Linked DNA regions of Homo sapiens: all the other regions are linked to region 1. The links are chromatin loops, found by intact Hi-C in ENCODE. Cell type or tissue: HCT116. All regions are shown on one strand.

Region 1 (5,000 bases):
ATGGCTGTTATCAAAAAACAAAAGACAATCAATGAGTGTTGGCCAGCGTGTGGAGAAACTGAAATGCTGAGATACTGCTGATGGGAATGCGAAATGGTGCCACTGCTATGCAAAAGACAATGGAGGTTCCTCAAAAAATTACAAATAGAGGTACCGTATAATCCTGCAATCCCTCCGATATGGTTTGAATGTTTGTTCTCTCCAAATCTCATACTGAAATGTGATCCCTAGTGTTGAAGGTAGGGCCTAGTGGGAGGTGTTTGGGTCACGAATGGCTTCGTGCCATCCTTGCGGTAATGGATGAGCTCTTGCTCTATTAGTTCACAGGAGAGAGCTGGTTGTTAAAAAGAACCTGACACCTCCTCTCTCTCTGTCTCTCTCTCTGTCTCTTGGTCCCTCTTACCATGTGACATGCCTGCTCCTCCTTCACCTTCTGCCATTATTGTAAGATTCCTGAGGCCCTTACCAGAAGCCAAGTGGATTCCAGGACTATGCTCGTACAGCCTGCAGAACTGTGAGCCAAATAAACCTCTTTATAAATTACCCAGCCTCAGGTGTTCCTTGACAGCAATGCAAAATGGACTAAGATATCCATTTTTGAGAATTTCTCCAAAAGAACTGAAATCACTCCCATGCCCATTGTAGCACTACACATAATAGTCAAATGTGGAAGCAACCTAAAAGTCCATTGACAAATGAATAAAGAAACTGCACACATATATACATTCACCCTTAAAATGGGAGGAAATTCTGCGATATGCAACAAGATGGATGAACCTGGAGGACAGGATACTAACAAAACAGACATGGAAAGTCAAATATTGCACAATTCCACTTCTATGAGGCACTGAAAATAGACTCCTGGAAGCAAAGACTAGAATGGTGGGTGCCAGAGGCTGGGAGGAGGGGGAATGGGGCGTTGCTAATCAACGGGTATGAAGTTTCAGTGGTGCAAGATGAATGCATCCTAGAATCTATCAGGCTGCTCACTTAAAAATGTAATCGAGATCATGCCATGTTCCCGCTTAAAATCCTGGATGGTGTCTCCTTTGGAAAAAATGCATCCAGACTTTTATAAGGGCTGGGGTGGCCCCCGCTGCTCCCCCTCATCCTGTGGCCTTCCTCACTCCCTGTGCCTCAGCTACACGAATTCTTTGTTTTGTTTTTTAGATACATCAAACTCTTGGCTCCTTCTCCTATTTCATGTCTCAGCTTAAATGTCTCCTCCTCAGAGAGGCCTTCAGCCGGCTCTGCCCCCGACCCTGAACTGTTTCCTTCTTACCGCTGGTCACACTTCATACAGATTTGTACTTGTTTGCTTCTCTGCTTGCTTTTTGGCTGCCCTGTCCTGAGTATGAAGGCTCGGTGGAGCCATGGCCAGGTCTGTCTAGTCCCTTGTTGCAGTCTGGTCTCGTTTCAGAGCGGCTCATGGGTATTTTTGGTTGAATGAATGCATGAAGGAGCATCCTTTCCCCGAGTCAGGTCAGACAGCCAGCTCCTCTAACCCAGACTAGGCCAGCAGGCTCCAGCTCAAGGGATTACCGGCCGCGTCGCAGTCGGAATGAACGAGGTGGGGCTGCTCTGACCCAGCGGCATCTGGTCTTGGCTTCCATCTTCCTCGCTTCTTAGGCTCAGGCTCGGGTCTGGCTCTGGGCTGGGCTGGTGACCCACCTTCCCCCGGGCATGCCATGCCCTCTGTCCCTCAGCCAGATCATTTGCCCTCCCATCTCCCTTTCTCCAAAACCTTCCCCAACTTGCAGTCAGGCTGCGGAGTCAGGGTGGAAAAGGGAGGGCAGGTACTCACCAGCGCTGCTGGCCCCGCCGCTCGGCCTCCAGGAGCTCCCGCCACAGCTGGTCCTGCTGCACGCCATCGCAGGCAGCTCCCTGAGCCACCCGCTGCGCCTTCAGAGCCTGGGGGGCCTGGCAGCCACCAGCAAGACCCCTGCTGGCCATAGGGCCACCCCGGGCAGCTGGGGAGACCGAGGCTGGTGGCCTGGTGGGGGGCAATCGGTACCCAGCTGATGTGGTTCTCTGGAGCCCAGGGGTGGGGTGGCTCCCCATGGTGCAAGTGTGTGTGTGTGTGTGCGCTTGTGTCAGAGAGAGAGAGAGAGAGACCTGTGCCTGAGCTCAGCTCAAACCTCCTCCTGGAACACTCTGTCCCTCCTAACCCCGGGAGAGCCTGGGCAGGGTCCTCCTCACTGTCCCTTTAGGCCTCGAGCTCAGAGTGGCCGATGGGGACAGGGCTCTCCGGGCTGGGGAGAGCATTTGAGCCCAGTTTCGTTTTGAACTCCCGCCTGTGCTGTGTTGACTGTTGTCCTGGGAACGGACAGCTCCTAGGAAAGGGGCGGGCCCCGTGTGTGTGTGTGTGTGTGTGTGTGTGTGTGTGTGTGTGTGTGTGATCTGAGCCCTAGGGCTGGGGGGCAGAGAGTTCCTGACTAGATGCCACGCCCAGTTCAGCAGCCCCCTACCCCAAGGCCGGAGTCCTCCGCACAGGGTGGGGGAGGGGGAGGGAGCAAAGCTGGGGCTCCTGGGGGCCACCCCCACCATTATTGCACTTGCTTCCGGCAGCCCGTCAGGCCGTGGGGCGATGTTAGTCCTGTGCTGCCCCCTCGTGGATGCTGCGAGGCTCGCAAGAAATGGTGGCCCTGAGGGCGCTTTGGGAATTGTGGATCAGGCATCAGTGTGAAGCTTCCTGCTTGTTTGGGAACGATGGCGGAAGTCATGAGCTTATGTTGGGCGAGGAAAATGAGTGCAATGCACTAGGAACATCCACTCTGTCTGCAAACCCAGAGCGTTCACACAGCACTCTGCTTTATCTGAGACCTCCCAGCCATGCCTTTCCAACGCCATTCTACAGATGAGGAAACTGAGGCCCTTACCGGCAAGATTAAGTGACCGCCCACGGTCACACAGTCAGTCACCAGCTGAAAGGAACAGTGAGAATCTGAGGGCTTATGGTCCGAGCCCTCAGCCCTGTTTCTGCTCTAACTGGGTACAACCAGGCTCCCTCCGTGGCAGCCTCTCCTGGTCTGGCTCAGCTGAGCTCCATGGACGCCCGCTGCTCTCATCACTTCTGCCTCCTGCACTCTCTGCTTCCGGTTCTCTGAGTTTTGTGCTGTTCCGGTAGGTGCTGGCAGATTCACAGTTCCTTCCACGCAGCTTCTCTGTGGGTCCATTCAGCTGGCGCGCTGCTTCCTATCTTTGTAAGGGAAGAGCTAAGTGCAGACAAAGCCCTGACGAATAGAGGCCTGCGCAGAGTGCCCGGGGTGCAGGGCAGCAGGGCAGCCAGTGAACCACTGAGCTCGCACTGTAGCCAGTCCTGTGTGCCCCTGCTGGATTCTGCTTCTATGAGGGAGGCAGCAAGGAGTTGGGACTTCACAGGTGAAAGGACTTGCCAGGTAGAAAAACTGGGGTGACCACAAAAGCTTGGATGCAAGAGAGAGCCTGGTATTTTGGGAGATGTGGGGGAGGAGACAAGGACGGGGGTGGCAGGGCACATGGGGGCAGGCCCCGGGGTATTTTCCACGGTATCCTGCACCCAGTGGGGAGATACCGATGGGCTGTGAGCCCCAAGGGAGCTGCAGGGAACAGAACCATCAGGACAGGGGCAAAAAACAGGTGAGGTCACCATTGCCATGGCGTGGTGTGGGTGAGCAGTGGCAACGAAGCCCCTACTGGGCTCGGGCGGAGGGCTGGCGTGGAGAAGACAGGGCTGAGAGCCAGGCCAGAAAGAGCTGCCAGCTTCGTCTTCCCACACTTGCATGAGGACGGAGCTGAGGGATGGGACCTTTTGGAAAAACATTAGTCTAAAATCAGAGCTGCAGGCCTGGGACTCTGTCTCTCCTCTGTTCCTCCCCTTGGAGCTGGGATGACACAGGGTGGCATCTAGTGACTTAAATTTTCCTGGTAAAGATGAGCACAGCAGGAGTGCGGCGGGGTGGGCCTCTGTGAGCTAGGACCCTGGGTCAGGCTTTTCTGAGTGCTGTTTTCGTGGAGGTGTCTGTGCTCCCTGCACTGCGACGACAGGTTCCTGCCATGCCCAAGGAGCAGCGGTTCTGGCTTCCCTGAACCCCCAGAAGGCATCCCGTGAGTGTCTTTAGAGAGGACGGTGTGTCCTGGGGGGTCCTTGCTGTGTGTCCTGGGAGGCTTTGTCAGGCTGACCGCAGGCTGTGGCCCTGAGCAGCTGGGAACAGCCATGCAGTTTGCTCAGATACCTCCAGCCCTGGCCACAGGCTCCAGACACAGGGACCAGGGCAAAAAAGGCCAGCAAGGGCATCTGTGACAAACCATCACAACTGATTGAGTTCCTGATGTATGTAGAGGCTGAATAGTTCAACGGATTTTTTTTTTTTTTTTTTTGAGACGGAGTCTCACTCTGTTGCTGGGGCTGGAGTGCAGTGGTATGATCTTGGCTCACTGCAACCTCTGCCTCCCAGGTTCAAGCGATTCTCCTGCCTCAGCTTCCCGAGTAGCTGGGAATACAGGTGTGCACCGCCACACCCAGCTAATTTCTTTTGTATTTTTAGTAGAGACAGGGTTTCACCATGTTGGCCAGGCTGATCTCGAACTCCTGACCTCAGTTGATCCACCTGCCTTAGCTTCCTAAAGCGCTGGGATCACAGGTGTGAGCCACCGCGCCCGGCTGGAGGTTGGTTTTTAAAAATTAAAATGTAATTTAAAAACCATTTCAGACCGAGAGTTGATAGAGGGCTGGACTGATGTGTGACAAAGCAAATACAATACAACGTAACTGCAGAATCTAGGTGGTGGGCGTATGGGTGGGCATATGTTGGGTGTCTGCCCTACCATTCTTTCAACTTTTCTGTATGTCCGAAAAATTTCAAAATAAAATGTTGAGGGGGAAAAAAAAACTCACCTGCCAGTCCAGGTCAGTCACTGCCAGTCTCTTTTTACATGTCCTTCTGCCTGGAAAAACATCCAAATTCACTCTGGGTGAGCCTCACTGCGCCCCAGCCTGGGAGGACCAACCCCGCCCTGCC
Region 2 (5,000 bases), 210 kb before region 1:
GAAGTGGGAGGACTGCTGGAGCCCTAGAGGTGGAGGTTGCAGTGAGCCAAGATCTCTCGTGCCACTGCACTCCAGCCTGAAGGACAGAATGTAAACCTGCCTCCAATAAATAAATAAATAACAGGTTGGCAGCATCTGTATTTACAGTATGCCTACCCTTTGTTATGACAATTCCACTTTTAGGAATCTATACTATTCAAATATGAGGATACGAGGATGTCAATGGATCATTTTAACAGTGAGAAAATATTAATAATATCTAGCATTGATTGAGGGCCAGCACATTTCTAAGCACTTTATAACAAATATTGTGAGGACCCCGAGACACAGAGGAGTTAGGTAACTTGCTCAGGGTCACATGGCAAGTGTGTGTTTGGGGCAGGATTTTGGCAATTGTTTCTTAACCACTATGCTCTCGAATAGAGAATAATTACAGTGTGGCACATCCAAACTGGGGAGTAGAGGACAGCAGGTAAGCGGAATGAAGCAGATCTCTGCCTATAGACATGGACACGCCTCTAGGACATATTAGTAATGAAGGGAAAAAACCAAGTTGCCAAACACCATGATATGGTATAATTTCATGTCTGTGGGGAAAAGGTAACATGTATCTATAATACATATGTATGAGAATGGCCAAAGGCCTTGAGTGATATAAGAATGTATGTGGAAATATAGTCAGAACAGTAAATTTTAGATTATGTTCCATATATTTCTGGTTCGTTTGAACTTTTACAAGAATGCATTTGTGCATTACTTTTGAAAACAAGAATTGTTGTACTAACCTCCTCCTTACCCTTACCCCATCCTGCAAAAAGGTTTAACTCATATCAACAGATTCATTTTCTCTTCTTCCAGGTAGACAATGGGATAGGTCTTGGGTAAAAATCTTCTGTACCATGGCTTTTTCTGGTCTATATAAATAAGTATATGTAGAACATGCCCAGGATATATATCTTGTTGATCACTACTCTTAAAATAAGGTTTTCATGTTCGGTATTTGGACCATGGCTTCCTGTTATTCCACCAAGCTACATACAAATATACAACCAGTCAAAATTAATTTGGAAACTGAGAACCACAGTGTTTTTTTTTTTTTTTTTTTGAGACAATCTCACTCTGTTGCCCAGGCTGGAGTGCAGCGGTGTGATCACAGCTCACTGCAGCCTTGGCCTCCTGGGCTCAATGGAGGAGGCCTCCAACTCAGCCTCAGGGGGAGCTGGGACTACAGGCACAGGCCACCACGCCCCGCTAGACAGAGTGCTCCTTTTGCCTTGCATATTATTTTGTCATCAGAAAAATAATCCATAATCATAGATTATCTCATTATTTTGCTCCAATGCATAAGTGGGAGTGTCTAGCTCCCTCTGTTCTCCTGGTGGCCTCTGTGGAGGTCTGAATGAGTAGCTCAATACACAGACTTAAAGGACTCTCTGGATGTGAAGTCAGTGTTACTATCTGAAAGGGAAAAGCTGCATTGGATGGATCATCGGGGCCTCTTCCTGCATGAGTCCAGCTAGGGGTGGTTTTAACTAACCTAAAACCAAAGAAGAGGCTCCAACTAATCCAATGGTTTGGATCAAAATGCAACTTTTACAGGGCTGGGGCTTCACCCTATCTTCGGGTTTATCTCTGACATGCCAGGGAGACAGTTCTTAACATTCTTATTACTTAATGGATATCAGATTGTTGCTTTTCGGAGTGGTTTTTCCATTTTTTGAAATTTAATTTGTTCTTAAGTATCTTTACAGAAAAAAATCCCATTTATTTAAGAAGTACTGTATTCTCTGGTTCTTATAGCTGCTCATTTTACATAGTTTTAGTGTGTACAAACGATTTTTTTTGTTTCATTTATTTCTAATATACCTTCTCATGTACTTGCCAAAATTTCATGTTTGACACAGTCTGCATACCTGCCAGGATTCTTGCTGTTAATGTGAAGGCGCCTGTTTGGGTTACTCAATTGTTGGACAACTGGGCCCATTCCCAGGTTTTGGTCATCACGAACATTGTGAATAGCCCTGCTGTTAACATCTTTCTGCAAGTTCTCCCCCTTCTTCGCCCTTTGGATCATTTCCTTGGAAATGTACTTCCTTAAATGGGTTTACTGGGTCAAAGGGGCTCTATGAACGGTTTTATAGCTCTTGGCACATAATTTTCGGATTGCGCCCTGGGCGGATCTAAGCGATGGCACCGGCCGCCGAGAGGGCAGGAATGCGGCGGAACGGTCCCGATAACCACCCCTCTTCCGCCCCCCAAAAGGAGAAGACCCCGCGAAGGCCTGCGGCTGGAAAGCCTTTTTCCGGTGCTCTCCCGTTCTCTTGAAGTGGTTAGTGTCTAAGCCGGGCAGAAACGCTTTCAGGATCCCAGGCCCTCCTGCCCCAGGACTAGGATTCCACCCGCCTCCGCTAATTCGGAATCCCAGACACCCAGGGCCCCCTCTCAGGCTCGCCTCGAAACCCCCGGCCCTGCGGCCCCTCGCGGGCGCCGAGCTCGGTCGCTATTATTTGGGCGCGGGTGAGGCGAGGCCCGCATAGCTGCGCGCTGAGTCAGCGGGGGCCGCGGCGGGGGGCGCGGCCGGGCTCCCCCCCAGCGCACGGTGCGCTGGGCCCGGCGTCTGGGGTTCCGCCTCGGGGCCGCGGGGTAGTCCGCGGGGTCCGGCGGGAGGGGCAGGGGGCGCGCGGAAGGACCCGGCCTGGGTGCGTCTCCCCTCCCCCAGCAGGAGCTCGGCCGTGACCGCGCGCCCGGCTATTCGCCTCAGAGAACCTCGCCAGGGGGAGGAGGCGAGGGCGGGCGAGGAAGGGGCGCAGAGGAGAAAGCGGAGCGGGACAGACGCAGGAAGGGAAAGAAAGGGAGGAAGCGCGGTGCGCGGGGCGGGGCGGGGCGGAGCGCGCGCAGGGCCGGCGGGGACGCGCGCCGGCGGCTGCGGGCGGAGGGGCTTGTGGGTAGCGGCGGCGCGCGGCCGGAGACGGGCGGCCGCGCGGGAGTGTGTGCGCCGGGAGCTGGCTGAGGGACTGCAAGGCGGCCGGCGGCGACCATGGCAGCGGGCCGGCGGCGGCCGTAGTGGCCCAGGCCTGGGCTTCAGCCTCCCGGGGCCCCAGAGGGCGGGGCGGTCCGGGCCGCGGCGGTGGCGGCGCCACTTCCCTGCTCCCGCCCGAGGACTCCTGCGGGCACTCGCTGAGGACCAGCGGACCGGCGGCGCGAATCTGACTGAGGGGCGGGGACGCCGTCTGTTCCCCGCCGCTCCCGGCAGGGCCGGGCCGGGCTGGGCCGGGCTGGGCCGGGCGGGCCCCTGGGAGCAGCCCCCAGGCGGGGGACCGCCTTGGAGACCCGAAGCCGGAGCTAGAGGCAGGCGGTGGGCCCGGGTGGAGTCCCGGCCGGAGCTGGTGGTTCGGGGGCGGTGCTAGGCCCCGAGGCTGCGGGACCTGAGCGCGAGGAGCCTGAGTGCGGGTCCAGCGGTGGCGGCATGAGCCGGCCCCCGCCGACGGGGAAAATGCCCGGCGCCCCCGAGACCGCGCCGGGGGACGGGGCAGGCGCGAGCCGCCAGAGGAAGCTGGAGGCGCTGATCCGAGACCCTCGCTCCCCCATCAACGTGGAGAGCTTGCTGGTAGGTGGCCGGGGCCTGGGAGCTTGCTCGTTGCAGCTCACACCTCAGATCCCCTCTCCGCCCAGCCCTCCGTGCCCGTCCGCCCGTGGGGAGGGGGAGGTCTTGCCCCACCCCGCCCTGCTTCCGGCAGCCGGGGCCGGAGACCAAACGATTCTGTCACCGAGTTCCAAGAGTAGTGACCCGCCTTTGATTCCTCCCTCTACCTCCTGCTGGAGCCAGTGTCATCCCCGGCTGCTCCTTTCTTGCAGCACTGGGAGGAAAACACCCCTCTTCTCCTTCCGCCTGCCCACTCTGGGGAGGTGGGTGGAGGACTGGCCATGCTTCATACACCAGGTTAGCTGATTTGAAAGTGTCATGCTACGTGGGGACTTGGTGCGAGCGAGGGAGAAAGAAACCTGATGCTGTCCCTGTTGCGAGTACTCACTGGGGTACATGACAAAGAGCCGCCCTCACTCTCTCCTTTTAGTCTGAAATCTTGGAACACACAGCTAAAGTTTTGCTGTTTTCACTTGCGTTTGAGCATTCCATACTTGCTATTTAGTGCATTTTAATTGCTGTAAATTTAATTCCCTGAGATTATTGCGCCAGAGCCAAAAAATCAGTCTGAATTGTGGAGTGGAATAAATCTGTCCTCTTCATTGCGTCTCTTTCCTATAACGACCTTTGAAATCCAGATTAATAGCACCGTAAAGGCTGCTAATTGGCTCTTGGTTAAGAAAGGAGCATGTTTTACAAAATAGAAATGCACCGTAGAATGCTGGCTTATTTCTTATTTTTGTTAGGATAGATGATTGTATTTCGCAATTTGAGTAGTGTGCAGTGTAGATGCATTTATGGGAAAAGGGGGTGTGGACTTTTACCCTGGGGAGGGGAAGAAAGGTGAAAACGATACTCTGTGTATTAAATTGACTCTGGAAGACTAGAACTAGGGTGGGAGGTCCTTAGATCCGTTAGACATTCTGTGCTGGAATGCAGATGTTTAGTTCTATTCCCTCCTGGAATAAACCTTACTGTATGATGAGAAAAACTGCCTCCTCCCTTTCCAGGGACGGACGGACTGGCTTTTGGTCAGAGGCGGTTGGTTATCCTTTGAGGTTTCAGGCATCGTTTGCAGAGTGACTCAGTCCTGTTTGGTCAAAATGCAGGAACTGACTTTAGCTATATAGTGTCTTTCTGCACAGTGTACAGAAAGTAATGAATGATGTGCTATATTGTGTCACATGTGTTTGATGTTTTACTGTTTTTCGGGTTAATGTGTTGTTCCTATGTTTTAATGGGAGCAGTCTTTGAAAGTCTTTAATCGGGAGTAAGATTGCTTGCATGGATGGCATAGCTTTTCCTAGGCTAAAGCGGAGACTCTGGGCTGCACTCCCAGCATTTTCACTTTGGTATT
Region 3 (5,000 bases), 450 kb before region 1:
CTGTTTCCTGAGCACCGTGGTCTTCGGGCCTACCACAGACACGCCATGGCCACGTAAAAAAACACACACAACATGACTGAAAGAATGTTGGTCTTCATTTGAGGTAGACAGTGGGGCCCAGTGGAACTGCCTCGGTCATTGGTCCTGCGTCATGCTAAGGTCGAAACTCAGAGTTGCACTCTACTTCCTGAATACCCCGTCCAGTTTTTGTGTTTTAGGAAAAAGACATGCTCTTTCTTATTTCTTAATTAACAGTAGGGTGCTTCTCTCACTTTCCTACAATCCTCTCTACTCTATCTACAAGCATGATACCAAATGCAATAATAACGTATTTAAGAGGGGCCTGCGTGCACGGTGTGTGTGTGCCGTGCCCACGCGTGTATGTATGTGTGTGTTGCCATGTGCCAGCCATTCTGGTGCCTACATATCACCAGCCAAGCCCTGCTGAATCCCCCCAGGGTTTCCCATTGCAACATCCCCAGCTTCATCAAAGAGATTTCTTCAGCTGAGCCAAAAGTCTACCCCCACGTAGCGTACGTTAGCCCACTGCACAAAACAGATCAAATCTAATTTTGTTTGATGCTTCTACAGTGGTGACCACGGCTATCTTTGCCCAACCAAAGTAGATTTCATAGTCAAAAAATACTAGTGGCGTGGGTGATAACAGGAGACAACCCACCAGAGCGGAGCTCCTGCAGCCAGGGAGTGATTTGTTTTTTCCTAATCTTCGGCACTCAGCACCGGGTCTGGGACCACGGCAGAAGCTCAATGAAGCTGAGCAAACGAAGGAAAGAATGAGTGAACAGGCAAATAGACTTCATGGCAGGGAATCATTTCACCTGGACCCACTGTGGAAAGTTGTGACAAGCTCCATCATTCTTGGCATCTGATCAGGGGCTGAGCTAGTGACTGGCTCTGCCTTGTTCTTTCCTTGCCCTGGAAAGCATTTTAGGTTTGTCTCAGGAGGATACCCTTGGAGTCAGACCGGGATGAGGTCTCGCTTTTGCCTGTTTCTCATGCCTTCCTTTAGGTTCTCCCATCCCCACGACTCGGTGCACTGCTGTACTTGCCTTTAAATATCACTGGCTTGGCCTTGCATATTTTCAGCAAGTTGTCAGGAACAGACACTGGTTCTCCAGAGGCCACCACTGGAAAGGTGACTGAAGCTGGTCCCACCAAGCCAACCTGCGGCACGCAGGACATGCCTGCGCTCTCTAGGAACACCCAAGAATATTAGTGAAAACATCAGACAAGGCATCCACCTCTCACATACCTGACATCAGGCCAGCCAGCAAATCTGCTACCCTCTGACCAACGTCCCTGATTACAGGAGCACCAAACTCTTAGAGTCACAGATTCCTAAGGTCAACGGCACCTTTAAGTTCATTCCGCCCATCCTTCCCCCAGTAGTTCAGTCTCCTCTTCGATATCCCTGCCAAGTCATAAATAGCCCCTTTTAAAATTTCTCAAGGATCAGAGAACTCACTATCATACACGGATCCTAGACCTTGCAAAGCAATTTTAACATGTGAGAAAGAGGTCTTTTGTCACACCAAACTCTGCCTCCTTAGAACTCCCTCATCAGTACACACGCACATTCACACTCGTGCGCACGCACACACGCACACATACACACAACTGGCAGCAGCACTACCACCAGTACCCAAGTCTGGAATTCTGGGCAAGGCTGCCATCACTTACCATACTTAGCTCTGTTCCCACCACCTTGGGGGCAGCCACCATCTGGAGCTGATGGAGATTCTGGAGACCACCCTTTGTGGCGTTTTTTGGGGGGCCCGGAGTTTGACAAGATACCTAGACAATATTCAGAGTGTGGATTAGGCTATCACCAGGACAGGGCTCCAATAAAATTTACCCTTGGTTTGGAGAACAATGATCTGTTTTGTTTTGTTTTTTTTTTTCTAATCACAGATTCACGTGGGTTTTAAGGACCTAGTGAAATATCTATGCATAAGGAAATGTCAATTTTTGTAAATGTTTCATTCCGACCTGGACCGGTTCACCCCTCCTTAGGCAACCTGGTGGTCCTCCACTCCCGGGAGGTCACCATATTGATGCCAAACTTAGTGCGGACACCCGATCGGCATAGCGCACTACAGCCCAGAACTCCTGGACTCAAGCGATCCTCCAGCCTCAGCCTCCCAAGTAGCTGGGACTACAGGCACGCGCCACCGCGCCCGGCTGTAAATGTTTCATTCCAAAGTTGTGTGTGTGTCTAAACGATCTCTCTCTGAGCCCGAGCTCCTTCATCTTTAAAATAGGACACTAAATCCTACTCTGAAAGGTGGTTTGATCAGGACTAAAGAGAATGTATGTAGAGTGCTTTGTGCAACGAATTGTGGGGAGCTTGGACCCAATAAGGTAGCCAGAATTACCCACATCATCATCATCTTCACTACCATCATTATTGTTATCGACATATTCCAATACACTTCTGAAGGGCTGGAAGAGAGAAATATGTTTGTGCAGACAGGCGGCAGCAGTATTTGATCCACCACCACAGCTCCACCGCTTGGGGGCAGTACTGATCCACCTGTGCTCCCCTCCCTGCCCCAGCCTGGAAAGCTAATTTCAGACTCAAAAAAATCAAGTACAGAGCAGCGCATCCACTCCAATGAGTCATCCCCGCCCACTCTAGACAACAGCATGCTCATGACTCAAACTATCTTCGTGAATGGTTCAAAATATCAAGAATTGGTTTCCATAGTTTCTTGACTAACCAGACACAAAATTTCCCCTACATGCAGAGATTCATGTCTCAACTTCAACTGTACATTAAACTCAACCGGGAAACTTTTAAAACTCTGTCTGGATGCAATCTCATCCCAAGTAAACCAGAAGCCCAGCATGGGAGCAGGACCCAGGCATCCCAATATCTCAACGCTTCTTCTTGATTCTAACGCACAGCCCGGGTGGAGAAATACCAATCAGAGCAACGGTTCTCCAGGTGTGACCCGAGGCACTGCACAGAACCCCCATGGGCCTATTAAACCTGTGTGTCCCTGGGCCCTGCCTTGACCTCCAGAATCACATCTCTGGAAACGACAGTAAAAAAACACCATCCTTTGTAAGCCAGCCTGGTGATTTTTTTTTTCGAGACAGAGTCTCGCTCTTGTTGCCCAGGCTGGAGTGCAGTGGCGCGGCCTCAGCTCACTGCAACCTCTGCCTCCTGAGTTCAAGCGATTCTCCTGCCTCAGTCTCCCGAGTAGCTGGGATTACAAGCGCGCACCACCACACCCGGCCAATTTTTGTATTTTTAGTAGAGACAGGGTTTCACCGTGTTGGTCAGGCTGGTCTCAAACTCCTGACCTCAGGTGATCCGCCTGCTCAGCCTCCCAAAGTGCCGAGATTATAGGTGTGAGCCAATGCACCCGACCAGCCTGGTAATTTTTAAGCACGCTGCAGGGTGAGAATCATTGCTTTAGAGTCTCTCAAGAGTAAACAAAAAAAAAATTATCACTTCATTTGACTGACTGAAAGTAAACAAAAAGTTAAAAGCATAAAGTACTTTGTTTACAAAGAGCTTTCAAAGCCGTGGGCTCCTTTGGCCCTCCCAACAACCACTGACGCAGCTGCTGCTTTCCTCCTTCCTGTTTGCAGGGATGAGGCCTTAGACTCTGCAAACATCTGTCCCCAATTGCGATGGGAGACCCCCCACAGAGGCTAAGCAGCCAGCTCCTCTAAAAGCTCTACTGAACGACCAAAGGGGACAGGGCTTGGAATTGGATCTCAGTAAGGATTGAAGAGACGCAGATGTTTTCTCACTTTGGGAAGATAACCCTATAAATAGTTCTAAATAGACCCTAAGCCCGTGAGCTCTTCCCAAATGATGTCACCAGGAACTGCTCCCATGGTACCAATGTGGATCAACTATTTCTCAAAATGTCTCTTGGGGAGGTACTATTTGGCATTTTTTGGAGATGACTCATTATGTAGCCTGTTTGGTGCGGGACATTGTGCATCCTGCCCGCTCTGTCCCAGCACCAAATGCCAGTAAGACCCTGGGCCTGGGACAACAAATCCATCCTTTACCAGAACATTTCCTACCCCCGCCCCCAGGGGGCAGCACTTCTCCATTGCGAACCAGTGAGTGACAGGACTCTAGGCTTCAGTAAACTCCATGTGGTATTAGACGCAGTTTCTTAAAAATTGATTTTGAGCTCTCTCCCCAGAGCAGAGGAGAAGGCCCAGGAACTCCGACACTTCAGCTGTGCTCAACGCAACTCAACCCAGCCAGCGTCATGCCCTCTGGCGGAGCTCCCCAGCAGCTGGTACCAGCGGCTCCAAGATGCACATGACCAAGGCGCTGCCCTCGGGAACTGCACAGCGCCGAGGCCCCGATGGCCACATGTGGCTGCGGGACTGAGCCTGGGACGGCTGGGAGCCCCGTGAGCTCACAGGGGGCCCTCCTGCACAGAGCAGGTGCCCCCTGAACTAACCTCAGAAAGGCGATTTAATAGGCGGGTGGAGAGAGCAGCCCAGAGCCGGGACGCAGGCACAGAGCATGGAGACAGGAGGATGGGGCCATGGGGGTGGGGGAGCTCAACTGCCCAGGGTAGCCAAAATAGCAGGGAATGAGGTTCGGCAGGTGGGCTGGAGCCAGATTCTGGAACGGCTCGTGTTCCCCTAGGCAATTTGGAGGAGCTCCATCTCCCACACCCCTCCACGGAGCATGGCAAGGAAAATACAGTCAGTCCCACACAGAAGGCTTCCCAAGGCCACCTTCCCAGGTTCCCGGGCTGAAGGAGGCCCTCATCTCCCTGCTGTTCAGGGTGGAGGCTGGGGGTCCACAGACAGCCCAGAAGGGAGGCCGCAGCAGCGTGGCATCCCCAGCATCCTCATCCCCAGAGGTCCAGCTCTGCAGCCACAGGGTTGCCCCCAAATGCAGCACCGGCAGAGAAGCAGCAGTCCCTGGATGAAAGCAGAGGCTGCCTGGGGCTAGGCTGCTGCGGAGGACGGGACTCAGCTACTGCCTGGGT

What was found. Peaks named below come from ENCODE experiments on the same cell type or tissue, not always from the same donor. Only the 100,000 strongest peaks of a DNase experiment are listed, where the experiment ranks them.
Region 2: it touches region 1 in a loop (9-fold over the local background); 17 of 110 quality-filtered maps call a loop at or near these places.
Region 3: it touches region 1 in a loop (12-fold over the local background); 57 of 110 quality-filtered maps call a loop at or near these places.

Annotation. Positions count from the first base shown.
Region 1 is chr2:11,130,396-11,135,395 of GRCh38, reverse strand. It overlaps CIMIP5 (ciliary microtubule inner protein 5), which reads right to left and starts at 2,268. Exons shown (of 3, transcript NM_001371321.1): 1 at 1,805-2,268. The coding sequence starts at 2,061. It overlaps FLJ33534 (Putative uncharacterized protein FLJ33534), which reads left to right and starts at 3,220. Exons shown (of 9, transcript NR_040080.1): 1 at 3,220-3,381. RefSeq lists an enhancer at 4,613-5,000. In HCT116, a CTCF peak has its summit at 2,608 (motif pointing left); DNase peaks (open chromatin) are centred at 2,345 and 2,605; H3K4me3 peaks cover 1,101 bases; H3K27ac peaks cover 408 bases.
Region 2 is chr2:11,342,603-11,347,602 of GRCh38, reverse strand. ROCK2 (Rho associated coiled-coil containing protein kinase 2) reads left to right here and starts at 2,967. Exons shown (of 33, transcript NM_004850.5): 1 at 2,967-3,607. The coding sequence starts at 3,467. It overlaps LOC124907733 (a long non-coding RNA gene), which reads right to left and starts at 2,091. Exons shown (of 2, transcript XR_007086216.1): 1 at 1,914-2,091. RefSeq lists silencers at 2,483-2,642, 2,713-2,782, 2,923-3,652. In HCT116, no CTCF peak of the experiment used is centred here; DNase peaks (open chromatin) are centred at 2,262, 2,812, 3,942 and 4,632; H3K4me3 peaks cover 3,267 bases; H3K27ac peaks cover 3,473 bases.
Region 3 is chr2:11,581,976-11,586,975 of GRCh38, reverse strand. It overlaps GREB1 (growth regulating estrogen receptor binding 1), which reads right to left. Exons shown (of 33, transcript NM_014668.4): 8 at 1,702-1,815; 9 at 1,071-1,214. It also overlaps the pseudogene RN7SL674P. Among named protein-coding and RNA genes, the nearest start is that of MIR4429, 44 kb to the right of the region's middle. RefSeq lists a silencer at 2,471-2,560 and an enhancer at 3,939-4,233. In HCT116, CTCF peaks have their summits at 2,531 (motif pointing right) and 4,088 (motif pointing right); DNase peaks (open chromatin) are centred at 2,585 and 4,085.